Regions from separate parts of the Homo sapiens genome. Here all the other regions are linked to region 1. The links are chromatin loops, found by intact Hi-C in ENCODE. Cell type or tissue: gastrocnemius medialis. All regions are shown on one strand.

Evidence for each region. Hi-C counts contacts between places; a loop is a spot of excess contacts. Peaks named below come from ENCODE experiments on the same cell type or tissue, not always from the same donor. Only the 100,000 strongest peaks of a DNase experiment are listed, where the experiment ranks them.
Region 2: a loop joins it to region 1, with 3 times the contacts of the local background. A loop is called at or near these places in 12 of 110 quality-filtered maps.
Region 3: a loop joins it to region 1, with 5 times the contacts of the local background. A loop is called at or near these places in 4 of 110 quality-filtered maps.

The regions. Positions count from the first base shown.
Region 1 is chr10:86,530,980-86,535,979 of GRCh38, reverse strand. LOC105378408 (a long non-coding RNA gene) reads right to left here and starts at 2,145. Exons shown (of 4, transcript XR_946163.3): 1 at 1,637-2,145; 2 at 817-1,055; 3 at 679-744. RefSeq lists a silencer at 159-398. In gastrocnemius medialis, no CTCF peak of the experiment used is centred here; DNase peaks (open chromatin) are centred at 439 and 2,469; H3K4me3 peaks cover 828 bases; H3K27ac peaks cover 3,221 bases.
Region 2 is chr10:86,668,624-86,673,623 of GRCh38, reverse strand. It overlaps LDB3 (LIM domain binding 3), which reads right to left. Exons shown (of 14, transcript NM_007078.3): 2 at 4,840-4,955. The coding sequence starts at 4,932. Among named protein-coding and RNA genes, the nearest start is that of LDB3, 2.6 kb to the right of the region's middle. RefSeq lists a silencer at 44-232 and an enhancer at 4,933-4,982. In gastrocnemius medialis, a CTCF peak has its summit at 3,082; DNase peaks (open chromatin) are centred at 2,073, 2,792, 3,038, 4,673 and 1 weaker place; H3K4me3 peaks cover 5,000 bases; H3K27ac peaks cover 5,000 bases.
Region 3 is chr10:86,437,450-86,442,449 of GRCh38, reverse strand. It overlaps WAPL (WAPL cohesin release factor), which reads left to right. Exons shown (of 19, transcript NM_015045.5): 18 at 4,435-4,530; 19 at 4,842-5,000. The coding sequence ends at 4,907. Among named protein-coding and RNA genes, the nearest start is that of GRID1, 73 kb to the right of the region's middle. RefSeq lists a silencer at 4,144-4,438. In gastrocnemius medialis, a CTCF peak has its summit at 2,835; a DNase peak (open chromatin) is centred at 2,729; H3K27ac peaks cover 1,103 bases.

The DNA.
Region 1 (5,000 bases):
AGAAATGTTAATGTTTTGAAGCCTCCCCTCGGCCCAGATCCGTCTCCTAGAAAACGGGCAGAAGCGTCTGTGGGATTACTAAACAAACCGACTCTGGCTTGGGTGCGAACCCAGTAAACATGTGTTGGTGTAAGCTAGAGAGGCCGGTGTACACGGACGAACCGGGTAAATGATTACACAGCCCCGACCCCTCGCCTTAAAGTATCCTTGGTGCACCGATTTCAGGACTTGAAGTTTTCCTGGGCCACAGACCTTTATTTGCGCGTGTCCTTTACGCCCTCCACCCCCGCGCAGGAACCGCGGAATCCAGGTCACAGGTGGGGGCGGGGAGGCCCGGGCAGGGCGGCTGCGGCGCAGCTCTGGCAGAGCCCAACCCTGGCCCCGCCCAGGTCGCAGGCCTCGCCCAGGTCCCGCTGGGCCGCAGCCCGGCCTGCACTCAGCCGCCAAAGTCTCCGCCACGCCTCGGGACGTCCTTGGGTAGCCCGGACCACGCGGGGTCGGGTGTCCCTGGCCAGGAGGCCGCCACGCCCGGGGAGGACACAGAGAGTGTCACAGCGGGAGCTTTTTAGAAACCTTGGCATGCGTTTCCCTGTCCACATTGGATAGTTGTCGAGTTATTGCCAAAATTATCTAGTCAGATCCTTTTCCCAGCTCAGCTACTGGCAATGGTAATCATACCTGCACACACTTTGGGTGCGCTGAGACACTGCCGGGCGCTGTTCCAAGCTCTTCTCATGGATTAACCTGTGATAAGGCGACCAAAGTTAGTCATCTGGCTTCTTTCGAGAACTGGCAGGTCACCTGCCCTCCACTCACCTGGTGGGGTGAGAGTAAATTGGGGCGTGCTCCCCTTTTGGATATGGGGTCCAAGCTGCGCAGACATGATTGCCAAGGGCCCGGGGCTCCTGTGTGCTGGAGAGGGGCTAGGTAGGGCATCAGGCACCGTCTTGATTCTGGAACATTTTTTAGGCCCCTCTACAGTTCTCCAACTTCAACATTCTGTAATCCACGAAATCCTCCAAGCTTCCTGAGCTTCCAAAAGGTTTCGCCTCAAGCTGGGAGAACCCAATAGAGTGATCATTTTTCAACCAAGGGAGCCAACATTCATACATAATAAAGCCAGTTACACAAAGGCCAGAATTCTTTCCCACTCTCCAGAGAGAGGCCCCTCAGCTCAGGGAATCTGCAGGGCTGCCCAAACAACCCAAACTATGGGCCAGGCTAGGGGCGCATCAGAGGAATGGGGGCAAGCCGGAGAGCTCCTCTGCCCACTCAGATGCTGGAGTTCCTAACACGAAGAAACCCTCATCAGGTTATTCCTGAGCACTTCTCAGAAAGCACAGTTCCTCCCTTTTCTTTGCCCCAAGGGCCAGTTGCAGAGCCCATGGCCCAGCCGTGGGATGCTGTGAAGGGAGGAAGAGCCGCTTATGGTGGAGGAGCTCCCTCCAGGCCCCAGCAATACATCTGGATGCTGTGAAGAACCAAGTGGGCAGGGCAAAAAGAGACATGGCCTGGTTAAGACAAGGCACTGTGACCTTGACTTCAATAACCTGGCCTGGTAGATGTCTGTCTGCCACCCTACCTTTGCTGCTCACAAATACCTGATCTCTCCCCAGGCCAAAGCATCTCCACCTACCGTTCCTCACTCCTCCTTGAACTTGGCTTCTTCCTCTAAACAGCTTTGAGTTCTCGATCTTGATCCTCACTCCTCCAGGCTTGAGCCTCTAGCTTGAAATGACAACAGAAGGATGGGGTTCCTCTACCTGGCTTGATATTCAGGGCCCAGGACAGCACATGCTTCATGCCTGGAACCTTTGGAGAAAGATAGTTTTGGTTTAAAACTCTGGCTCTGTCACATTAATCAGCTGGGTAACTTTAGGCAAGTCATTTACCATTGTACAGTATTCCTTAAGATTCTTATCAGAGAAGTGGTAGGATGATGCAGCTCTGTTAAGGAGACAAGACATCAATGACAATGTAAATAACAATGTAAATTACAATGCAGGGAAATATGCATTGTGGCTGGCAAAGAATAGGGCTCAGTAAATGGTAGCCTTCTCCCTAGGTAAGAATAAAGCAACTCAGCACCTAGGAGGCTGCTTGCCTTTGTTCTTTCATTAAAATTTTTTTTTTAGAGACAGGGCCTTGCTCTGTAACTCAGGTGGGAGTGCAGTGGCATGATCATAGCTCACTGTAACTTTGAACTCATGGGCTCACGAGATCCTCCTGCCTCAGCCTCCTGAGTAGCTGGAGCTTGCCTTTGTTCTCACACTCTCTTCTGAGGCTCCACAGTTTGGAGGTAGAGACCGCAACATCGGTAATGTTGCTGCCAACTCCACCTCCACTCAGTCATGCCCTGGAAGTTAAATACCTGAAACTGTATGGCCATGGCATCCTTGCTTGGGCAAGCAGCATTCAGAAGCAGATTGGCTTTCAGAGCAGGTGACACCCCAGAGGCTTCTCTCCTGATGTCATTATGGGCAAGCAGTCAGCAGTCAGTGAGCAGGGCCTCACTGCTGGGATCTTGTTCCTAACTGGGTGTCCTGCTGCCTCTCACCTAGAAAGTGAGCCCAAGCAGATTTTCCCTGACATTCAATAGCCTTGTTCTGCTTCCACTGTTTCCATCTCAAGGTTATTAATTCTTTGCCCACTCATGGCTATCAGAATTCTTTTTCAACATTTCCAAGATTAATATATAGAATATACAGACCCTCTTTTTTTTTCTTTTTCTTTTTTTTTTTTGAGATAGAATTTCACTCTTGTTGCCCAGGCTGGAGTACAGTGAAGCCATCTCTGCTCACTGCAACCTCCGCCTCCCAGGTTCAAGCGATTCTCCTGCCTCAGCCTCCCGAGTATCTGGAATTACAGGCGCCAGCCACCACACCCAGCTAATTTTTGTATTTTTAGTAGAGACAAGGTTTCGCCATGTTGGCCAGGCTGGTCTCAAACTCCTGACCTCAGGTGATCCGCCCGCCTTGGCCTCCCGAAGTGTTGGGATTACAGGTGTGAGCCACTGTGCCTGGCCCATATCCATCTTCTAAATTCTTACTAGAAAGAAGCACAAAAATGACCAAAACGTATGTTTGCTTTGCTGTATCTTTTTATTTTTTTAAACCTTTTTCAAGATGGATAGGGTCTAGCTCTGTTGCCCAGGCTGGAGTGCAGTGGCACAATCATAGCTCACTGTAACCTTCAACTCCTAGGCTCAAGTGATCTCCCACTACAGCATCCCAAGTAGCTGGTGTTAACAGAAATATGTTAACAGTGGAGGGTGTCCGTGTTCTTGGTGTCTTGAACAAATAATTAGACAAAACGCACAAACAAAGCAAGGAAGGAATGAAGGGATTTATTGAAAATCAAAGTACAGTCCACGGTGTGGGAGTTGGCCAGAGCACGAGGCTCAAAGACCCCATTACAGAATTTCTGGGAGTTTAAATACCCCCAGAGGATTCCACTGGTTACTTCGGGTACACCCTATGTAAATGGAGAGGATGAAGTAAAGTTACAAAGTCATTTATGGCGTATGCCCTATGGAGAGGATATTTCCTGTTATAGCTAAAGTGTGAATTGGCCTTCTGTTCCCTGCCTCCAGACCATATTTTCCTGCCTCACTGGGACTACAGGAACATGCCACCACACCTGGCTAATTTTTTGGTTTTGTTTTTTTTTGAGATGGAGTCTCACTCTGTTGCCCAGGCTGAAGTGCAGTGCCACAATCTCAGCTCACTGCAACCTCTGTCTCCCGGGTTCAAGCGATTCTCCCGCCTCAGCCCTCTAAGTAGCTAGGACTATAGGCGTGCACTACCATACCCGGCTAATTTTTTTGCATTTTTGTAGAGATGGGGTTTTACCATGTTGGTCAGCCTGGTCTTGAACTCCTGACCTCAAATGATCCACCTACTTCAGCCTTCCAAAGTGTGGGATTACAGGCATGAGCCACTGCACCTGGCCTAATTTTTTTTTTTTTTTTTTTTTGAGACAGAGACTCGCTGTGTCGCCCAGGCTGGAGTGCAGTGGCGTGATCTCGGCTCACTGCAAGCTCCGCCTCCCGGGGTCATGCCATTCTCCTGCCTCAGCCTCCTGAGTAGCTGGGACTACAGGCGCCCACCACCACACCCAGCTAATTTTGTTTTTGTATTTTTAGTAGAGATGGGGTTTCGCCGTGTTAGCCAGGATGGTCTCAATCTCCTGACCTCGTGATCCACCCTTCTCGGCTTCCCAAAGTGTTGGGATTACAGGTGTAAGCCACCAGGCCTGGCTCTAATTTTTAAATTTTTAGTAGAGACAGGGTCTCACTATGTTGACCAGGCTGGTCTGGAACTCCTGGCCTTAAGTGATCCAACTTGGCCTCCCAAAGTGCTGGGTTACAGGCATGAGCCATGGCACCTGGCCCGTATCTTCTTTTAACATAGAACTGGTGGAACCAAGGACTAGAGGATGACTGATTCATTTACGGGAGAGTGTATGACTCCATAAGTGTGAGGCTCCACAAGTGCAGAGGGAGAAAGAAGTTCTAGACAGAGGGGACTGCATGAGCTGGGCATGGAGTCAAGTAGTCTAGCCCAGCTAGTCAGGAGAGGAGGGAAAGAGAGGTATGGCAGGGTGGAACATAACCATAAATGCCAGTGCAAATTACTCATGCCTATGGGATATGAACTTATTTCCCATAGATGGTGGGGAGCAAAAATTTTTTTTTTTTTTTTTAGGAGAGGGAAGTGATTTCTCAAATGTATGTTTTAGAAATATCATTCTGGGGGCTGTGCAAGAACAGTACACTCATTTTTTAAAAATAGACTTTTTTAGAACAAGTTTACATTCATAGAAAAAGTGTGCACATAGTACAGAGTTCTCATATACCTCCCTCCCCAACCCCCTTCCCCAGTTTCCTCTATTATTTATTTTTTTTGAGATGGAGTCTTGCACTGTCGCCCAGGTTGGAGTGCAGTGGCACTATCTTGGTTCACTGCAACCTCCGCCTCCTAGGTTCAAGCGATTCTCCC
Region 2 (5,000 bases), 140 kb before region 1:
CCATCTGGCCTCCCCTGGGGCTTTGCTCATGCTCACCCTCTCACTGGAACCTTCTGTCTCCCCATGGTCCCACTCCCCAACTCCACCCTGGCCGATAAATAAGCCGGAGTCCCCTCAATGCTCAAAAAGCCTCTCCCTGCCTGCCTGGGTGGCTCCAACTGGCTCCTGTCATGTCTCCTTTCTGCACCTCCAGACTCCTCCAAGAAGTGACCCACACATCCTGCCCCCACTGCCGCTGCCTCCCACCTGCTCACACACAGCCGTCTGCCTTTGGCCCCATTATTCCACGCATATCAATGACCTTCTGTGTCCAAAGCCACGGGTCACTGCCCCCTCTGTAGCTGACCACACCTCCCCTGGCTTTCCTCAAGTGTCTCTTGAGTCTCTCCTGCCTCTCTTCCTCCTGTCCAGGTCCACAGTTCCATTTGGGTCTTGGGTGTGGCCAATAAAATGCCCTCATGGGCACTGGCTCTCAAGGGCCCCCAGCAAGGCCCATTCTTGTGTCCAAGGATGGTTCCTGGGCAGAGGTGGAGCCTGGTCCCAAAGGGGTGCCAAAGCTGTGTTTGGGGGTGGGAGGGCTCAGTGTAGAGGAGGGTCTTTGCAGTCAGGGGCAGCCTCTGGATGAGAGGGGACCATGCAGAAAGGGAAGGAGACTCAGGGAATTGGGGAGCTAGCCCCCAGCAGAGCCTGGCCCAGCCTTTCTCAAACAGCCCTGCAGTCCTGACACTGGCTACCCCACAATATCTGTAGGCCCGGAGCCCTGGGGCTGCTTATGCAGCTGCCCTTGCACGGTGTCCTGGCCCAGGGGCCTCCAAGGGTCCAATTCATTCCCCAGGACCCAGCCAGCCTCATGTCCTCTCCTTTTGGATCCCTCACAGAGTTAGATGCAGTTCTGAGCAGCCCGGAGGACCTGGCCTGGGGGACCTCTAAGAATGCATTCCCCAGCTGTGAGCCTCTGAGCCTCTGGCCGTTTATCTTCCCCTGTTGATAGATGTTGCAGGGAGGCCCCTGCCAGCCCCACTGAAGCCCTCGGAGGCTTGCCTGACCTTCAGTGCGGCTATAAACAGCACGGCCTGTCAGCACTGCTAAGAGCTGCCCAAGAAACAGCACTGCGTGCTCCAGCGGCCCCGAAATTCCAGGAATTGCCGGCACAGCTACCCCAGAATAGTCTCAGCCTGTCCCCCTTCCTCTCCCCAGAGACCCTCTGTCCTCAGCATGTTCCCACCACAGCTGGGAGAGTCTGATAAATACTGGAACCGAAACCCACAGAGAAGAGGCCTCTGAGCTGGTGCTCCAGGTGAGCCTGCAGGCGGGGTGGCTGAGACCCTAGGAAGAGAGGGTTTCCAGTAGACAGGCAGGCCCCTCCTGGGCCCAGGCTCAGCCCCCGACTCCACCAGTCTCACAACCAGTCCCAGTAGACAACAGGTGGAAAGTTTTCACAAGTGCCTGTTAGAAAGAGCTCTCACAGGTGTGGAAGGCATCATTTTATTTGTTTATTTATTTATTTATTTTTAAGATGGAGTCTCACTCTGCCCCCAGAATGGAGTGCAGTGGTGCGATCTCAGCTCACTGCAACCTCTGCCTCCTGGGTTCAAGCTGTTCTCCTGCCTCAGCCTCTTGAGTAGCTGGGATCACAAGCATGTACCACCACACCTGGCTAATTTTTGTATTTTTAGTGGAGACAGGGTTTCACCATGTTGGCCAGGCTGGTCTCAAACTCCTGACCTCAAGTGGTCTGCCCCCTCGGCCTCCCAAAGTGCTGGGATTACAGGCATGAGGCACCGCGCCCAGCCTGCTATCCCCATTTTAAGGGTGAGAAAAACTGAGGCCGAGCAGGTAAACAGACTTCTGAGGTGACACAGCTGAGAGCAGCAGAGCCTAACAAAGCATACTCCTCTTCCCCAAGGCGGAGGCATGAGAGGCATGAAGAGGTGAGACCCCAGACCACAGCCCCAGCCTCTGGCCAGCTGCCAGGGCAGAGGCCTTTGGAGCTGCTCCCTCTCTGGGCTGCTCCCCCTTCTCCACTTCCTGGAGAACTGGCTGGGGTGGGGTGAAAGGGCAGCTCATGTTGCAGGCCCAGCCACACCTGTCCAGGATAAATAAAGGCATTTCCCCGCCACCCTCCTTTCCCAGTCTCCCTCTTGAACTCCCTTCTCTGTGGGTCTGCAAGCAGAGACCCTATGAAGGGATGCCTTGAGGGGCTGCTGCTGCCCCAAAGTTGCTGCCATGAGCCCCCGGGAGCCACCACCCAGCCTGCAGGTGGCCTGTGTCCTTCCAGGAGGAGCTGCAGCACACACCTGCAGCTGAGAGGGGACAGACCCTCCCCAGTGCCTCTCTATTAGTCCCAGTTAGAGGGGTGAGCAAGCCAGCATGGGAGTTAGGGGTGACAGGATACAGGAGATCCACCCATGGACATCCCTGTCCTGTGAGCAGACTCGAGCCTCAGTTTGCCAGGCTCTGAAGCGAGGTAACGATCCCAGCCTCGCCTGCCTGCCCACCCCACAGGGTCACACACTCTTGCCTCTGGTGCCCTATGGCACAGGCTCAGGTCCTGGCTGGGGTGGGAGTGGGGTTCCTCCAGAGAGCTCTGGCCATGCCTCCCCCGTAGGGGGATGTCCCTGGTGCAGAAGGGCCCTGCGAGCCCCGGCAGTAAATCCTACAGCCCTGGTGGGATGGCAGGGCTGTGTCCACAAGGCCTGCCCTGCCAGCGGCACTGAACCAGGACACAAGCCCAGGCTATCAGCAGCCTACCACCAAAATTTCTCAAGAGGCTCCGAGCCCTGGGGAAGGCTCCAGTACCCAGTCCAGCCTGCTCCGCGGCTTAGGTGATTTGGGGTATGCCCCTAAAGGAAGCCGAGAGGCCATATCATGCCCATCCCCCGGTGCCCTGCCCGAGCTTCGGGTTCTATTTTTAGAAGTCCCCACAGTCATTGGATCCAGCACATCCCTGCATACCCCCTCCCCAGAGTAAGGACATTCCTCCTGCTATCTAGCTTAAGGCTTCTGGGCTGCCATTTAAGCCCCTGGCTGGCCGGGGCCAGGTGGCACATAGACCCTGGGTGAGGTCATTGGCTATCCTGAGTGCCACTGAGCCCAGTGGCCAATTTGCACCCATAGGGATAGGGCAGGGAGCACCAGCAGGAGGCCTCGAGATGGTGGAGCTGGGGGAGATGTGGGCTCAGTCCCAGGCAGGGGAGGCCACAGGGCCCATGAGAGAGCACACAGAGGCTCCACCTTATACAGGAAGGAGTCCTGCAAGCATGGGGGTGGGGAGCTGTGGGAAAGGGCAGTGGGAAATCCACTGGGGCTCACATGCTCACAGGTCACCACCTCATGCAAAGTGTGCAAGGCTGTGGGTGCCCAGGACCCTGTGGTCTCCAGGGCAGTAGATCTGGAGGGGTGGAATCTCCAGGTTAGAACAAGCCACATCTGCAACTGAAGGATGGAGGTCAGGGCCTGTTCCCTGCACCAGAGCCAGGCCAGCACCCCTCCTGTAAGCATGTGGCCTCTATGGCTATTATAAGGCTCTCACGGCATCCCTGGGTGGGGCTTCTACTTCTGGGGTCCCCTCAAGTACCCGTGGAACAAAAAAAAGATTACTCCTCCACTGGGGGCATTGGCTCCTGACCCGCTGCCCAGGTTCCCTGGCCCCTCTGCCAAGCCCCTTCAGGCCTTGCCCACTTCAGTGCTTCCCCTCCAACCCCTTCCTCCAGCCCCCAGGCCCAAGGCAAGTCCTTAAGGCCCCAGAGAAGAAACTGTCCCCTTGTTCCCCTGGTGGGCAGTAGCCCAGATACCCCTGCCTACCTACCACCCTCCAGTGACAGACTGGGGGCCTCCCCCTCTGGCCTTGTGCCCGGAACAGCACGGTCAGGGGCTCAGCCACCAGGCAGGGTTGTCCTTGCCCTGTATGCCTCACAGTTCGCCCTGAGCCTTGGGGCCTTCAGCCCTGGGTCTACCAGTGCCTTGCTGGGGAGTCTCTTTGTTTGACAGAAACTGACGGAGTGCCTACTACGGTCTGGGGGCTGTTCCCCCATCAGTCCCTGCTCCTGGAGTGCTTCCTCAGGAGCATGGCTAACTTTCTGCCTCTCTGGTGTTGCTGTCTCCAGCCAGGCGGTAGAGTTACTCAGACAACCCCTGATGTTCTGTGTCATCTGCATCAGGCCATGCTGCTCCCCATCACAGACACTGCAGGATAGGGGGCCATCTCACCAGGCCCCAGCACTTGTGGGGAACAAGACCTGAGACAGACAAAGCAGCCATGGTGAATGGGGAGAAGCGCCCAGCCCCATGAGCCAGGGTCTTGGTGTCTCAAGTTTGGGATGGAGCAGGTGCCCAGTACTCAGTCCAGCCCAGCCCCACACTCTGACAGCTGGGCAGCCAAGGTCAACCGTCTGTCTGTCCATCTATCCAACTGCCCATCACCTGCCCTCTCCATGCTGGGAATACTCCCTTCCCAAAGCAGCTGCCCATATCTAGGGAAATGCTCAAGGCTTGGGGGCACCCTGAGCCCACTCTAACAGTAAAGGGATCAGGAAGGTGCTGTACTCTCTGTCCAGCTACCTGCCTGCCTGCCTGCCTGCCTGCCTGAAAACTCAGCATTTTCTTCTCTGCTAAAAACACCTACCACCTGCTCATGATGTCTCACATGCATAACAGGCCGGCGCGCTCCAGTGAGCAAACAGCTGTGGCTGAGACCAGAGGACCAGGCCAGTCCCAGGGGATGGGGCATGCTCTGCTTTCTGAGAGGCTCAGAAAGGACAGACAGACAGACGGACACACATGCCCTCCTCCAAGCGTGCCTGCCCCATCGGGTGCCAGGCTGTGGCAGGGTGCACTCACCCGGGAGATAGTGAGGGGCATGTTGAAGTCCTTGCCCCCCTGCAGACGGAAGCCCCAGGGCCCGGGCCCAGTCAGGGTCACACTGTAAGACATGCTGGTGCTGTCAGCGGCCGCCTCTGCAGACAAAGGGTAGAGAGGGTTGAGTGAGAGGGCACTCAGGC
Region 3 (5,000 bases), 94 kb after region 1:
ACATACATGAAATAAAATTAAAAATCAAAATAGTATATAATATTAAAAACTTTAAAATACTTGTTGAGCTTTTTCAGGTACATCCCAAAGGTCAGAATACTAATGAAAAAGCTCTTGTGGCCGGGCATGGTGGCTCATGCCTGTAATCTCAGCACTTTGGGAGGCTGAGATGGGCAGATCACTTGAGGTTAGGAGTTCGAGACCAGCCTTGCCAACATGGCAGAACCATGTCTCTACTAAAAATATAAAAATTTGCTGGGCGTGGCGGTGCACACCTCTAATCTCAGCTACTCGGGAGGCTGAGACGCAAGAATCGAATCGCTTGAATCCTGGAGGCGGAGTTTGCAGTGAGCCAAGATCGTGCCACTGCACTTCAGCCTGGGCTTCAGAGTGAGACTGTTTCAAAAAAAAAGAAGAAAAGAAAAAGCTGTTGTTTGATGGATGAATCTGTTCACATGCCTTTGGTTGGAGTAAAAGAAGGGATAGTATGAAACCTGTACTCATCTGGCTTAAACAAGATGGCAGAGTCTAATTTGGGTGATGTCAGTGCCTCACTGAGGTCATCAGAGACTCAGATCATTTCTGTCTTTATTATTTTTCTGTATTTTTTTGTAGAGACAGGGTTTCACCATGTTGTCCTGGCCGGTCTCGAACTCCTGGGCTCAAGTGATCCTCCTGCCTCGACCTCTCAAAGTGCTGGCATTATAGGTGTGAGCCACAGTGCCCACCCCATTTCTCTCTTTAAACTGCTGTCCTCCACATGTTGTCCTCTGCTAGCCCTTATGGTCCCGTGCTGACTACAGCTAGGTGTCTCATCAAATTAAGTAGTGCCTAGCAGTAATAGGGCCTCTTCCTCTATAGTTTTTTTTTTTTTTTCATAGGTGCATTGGCTGGAAATACATATCTTTTTAAGACAACTGTTTGTTTATTTCCCCTGTGGGACCCCATGCCACTCTCACCCCTCACCAGGTAGACTTCTCATCTTGGCCAGCATTGGGTCACAATGCTTTTGTCTGAACCAGTCACTGGCTGGGAACATGGGATTACTGTGAGTGGATTAGATCATCAGGATTCACTTAGGAGAAATACAAATGTCTAGACAATCAGGCTGAGTCAGCCTGAAAGTGAAAGGTTGTGACTATGGGGATAGTCTGCTGCCTTGGGAAAAACAAATATGAAGGGTAAAACTGTTGAAGAAGGGTCCAGCAGAATCATTGTGAGTGTTCTCTTTCAGATGGGGGGTTGGGCATAGGTGGATTATTTTTAAGTGTAAAGTCCATTTGTAAAGCCAGATTTTGAAATGGAAGGCAGATTGTTTTCTAGGAGCAAGGGCATTGAGGGAACAAGAAAGAGTGGAGACCTATAGGAGGGGGGCATTAGTTTCAGCAGGAAGCAGGGGCCATCTCTTTTTGAAGCTGGAGGACTGGAAGAACAGAGTTAATGATAAATGAATGGCTTTATTTGAGCAGGAACTCATGCTGGCTCTGTGTACCTGGGCCCATCTACCCACCCCACGTTTCCTTACTTTAGCCATCTAATTCTTTGTATTGCCTTTTTTTTTTTTTTTCACTTTGTGTATCTAAGTCCTGTGTGTTTTTCTGAATCCATCTTGTCCATCTCTTCCATACTTAACATTTTAACTAACCTAAATACAACAGCCCACTCTGTGTGGCCCCTCTGGGTACCGCCGATTTCAGGATCAAGACCAAAGTTCTCATCGTGGCTCTGGAGGCCCCGCAAGATCTTTATATCCCTTTTTCTTATTTCCAATGACAAGATTTTAAGAGCAAATCAGAAACCCATCACACACAGGAAAGGAGGAAGAGGCAGGCCTCAAAAGCAGTGAAAAAAGGCCGGGCGCAGTGGCTCACGCCTGTAATCCCAGCACTTTGGGAGGCCAAGGTGGGCAGATCACAAGGTCAGGAGATCGAGACCATCCTGGCTAACACGGTGAAACGGTGAAACCCCGTCTCTACTAAAAATACAAAAAAAAAATTAGCCGGGCGTGGTGGTGGGCACCTGTAGTCCCAGCTACTCGGGAGGCTGAGGCAGCAGAATGGCGTGAACTCGGGAGGCGGAGCTTGCAGTGAGTGGAGATCGCACCACTGCATTCCAGCCTGGGCAACAGAGCGAGACTCCATCTCAAAAAAAAAAAAGCAATGAAAATAATATTTAAATTTAAAGATTTTTAGATACTCTGTTTTTTACACACTATAGGTTTAGTCATATTTCAGTCACGTTCTTTCTTACATAATCGTTCTTGAAATTGTGTTATTACCACATATGATTTATCTTGGGCCATCTTTCCCATGCTAATTCCTATTTGTGTTTGCCTGTATCTATCTTGTCTCTAAAAAGAGAATGTTCTTAAATTGTGGGAAATGTTGTGAATTCATAGAGCCCCAGATTTATTTGTTGCCTTGGAGATTATTATGATTAACACCAAAAAGCTAGCTGATACCACAAAATGTAAAGGAAGTTTGGTTTACCTAATGTGTAAGTGAAAAGAGATAGACAAGAAAGCATGTGGTTGTTGCAGTAAATGCTGCTTTGTGGTCTGATCCCATTTTCACTTGCCCTCCATGTCTTCTCACTTTGCAGCTGGTGCATTGCAGTGGTCAGTCTCCTCACTGCTCTTCCTGCTTTGTTGCCCCTCCATTCCTGGGACATTGCACATTGCCACTGGAGCTAACTTACTTCAGAGCACTTACTGATCACGTAGCTCCTTGCCCAGTCTTCCTTGGCTCACAGCCAGGAAGGGGACTCATGACTGTTTAGTGTTGCAAGACCCTGGACTTAAGACTGCTTCTCCAATTTCCAAACCTACTGGACACTTTTAAAATTTTTCAAATAGGCCATGCTGTATCATGCCTTTTCTTTTTGTACCTGCTATATTCTGTTAAAAAATGCTGTCACTGTCCCTCCCATTGCCTCAGAAACGCTGTATGTCATGTTCTGTAGTGTGTTGATAGAGAAGGGTTTGATTTGGATTAATGAGGGGCTTTCATCCAAAATATAGGAGCTAATCATATATTCTCTATTACAGAGGCGTACTTTTCTACTGAGCAGTTCTCCAGAGACACCTTAGCCACTATTTTGCCCACCACTGTGATAGCTTTTGGTGGGAGGATCAGTTTGAATGTGTGTAACTGATATCTTCAGCACATGAGTACTTTAGCAGTGTTTTGATTAGATCTTTTCTGAAGCTGTATTCATCTCATTTTTTTGCTGCTTTCTAATTTTGCGAGTACCCTGGCATGGGAATAGGAAAAAGGGGGTGGGTAGTGGCAAATTTCTGAAGAGAAATATGTCATCTCTCCTTTTTTGCCCCCGCTAACAAAAGTCGAATTGGGAGCTTTTGTGTGTTTTCTTTTTGTTTTTTGGTTGGTTTTGTTTAACCCTTTACCTTGTGTCCCCAAACTTGGGACAGTATACTTTCTTTTGCCCCTTACTACAGGTGAACCTTCCTAAAAGATTTTTTCTTTTTATTCTCCGTAAAACATTTAAAGCATTCTTTAATGAAATAGTTTTTTAAGCAGGTTGTGTAATGTTTTCCATGTAACAGATTGGTTTATATATAGTTTGGCTGCTTCTTGCTAATAATGAAGGGTTTTCTCTCCTGATATTGTCTGAGAATCTATCATAGATGAGGTTAGATTGCCTTTGGAAAGATGCTTCTAGTTAATTCCTGTCCTATATAATTAGTTGAATTCATCTGTGAAGGATGTGAATTTTTCTTTGATCTTTTTATTTCATGAGCAGCTTTGTGAGTACATTCTCAGGTCTAAAGTCCTCACCCTCTTCTCCTATTCCCCCAGGGCCCCCAGTGAAACACACACATACATTAAACAGTGCAGTTTGTTATTTCAGGCCTTTTTCTTTGCATTTATGAAAGTAGGTCGGCATGCTGCCTCACACCTGTAATTCCAGCACTTTGGGAGGCCAAGGTGCGTGGATTACTTGAGCCCAGGAGCTCGAGACCAGCCTGGCCAACATGATGAAACCACGTCTCTGCTAAAAATACAAAAATTAGCCAGGCATGGTGGCACGTGCCTTTAATCCCGGCTACCCGGGAGGCTGAGGCATGGGAATCACTTGAACCCAGGAGGTAGAGGTTGCAGTGAGCTGAGATTACACCACTGCACTCCAGCCTGGGTAACAGAGTGACTGTTTCATTTAAAAAAAAAAAAAAAAAAGTAAATGTGTACACAAATATTTCTTTGTAGCTTTTGCCAACTTTACCTTTCTCCTTTCTTTCTGAGGGTGAGGTAGGAAATCACATGCAGAGTGAGTGTGGAAAGAGAATAAATAACCACGTGTTCCAAGGATCTTAAAAATTTGCACCAAGATGTGTGTCAAAACCAACAACATTGTACGAGGTGCAATCTCATGTTTTCTGCCAGCTGACCAATATTTCTTGCTCTGTTTCCTCAGATCAATGTAACCACTGTGCGGGAATATCTGCCAGAAGGAGACTTTTCAATAATGACAGAGATGCTCAAAAAATTTTTGAGTTTTATGAATCTCACTGTAAGTAGCTTTTATTACAGCTTATATGATTTTAAATTTATAATACATTGACAGTAGACATAAAAATACTATGGCCATAGTAAGTGGGAGCAAAAAGGGATTTTCTTTTAATTTTAATAATCGTGTTCTATTTCTTCAAGGTAATCATTGCATGTTATGGCAAATAACTTTATCAAACCCACAATTTAATCTCGGTGTACTTTGATTTGTAGTGTTCAGTTTAGTAAATCTAGAGGTAAACTTTTATTTATACTTCTTAAAATCTGTTAAATATTAACTGTTACTTCCTTTCCCCTTCACCCTGCTTTCAGTGTGCTGTTGGAACAACTGGCCAGAAATCTATCTCTAGAGTGATTGAATATTTGGAACATTGCTAGCTGCTTTACCTTTGCTTCAGGTGCTCGGTAATGCTGGAGCTATCCTTAGACAAAGAAAAGTCAAGTCATGAAAGAAGTCCTTGAAGATATACC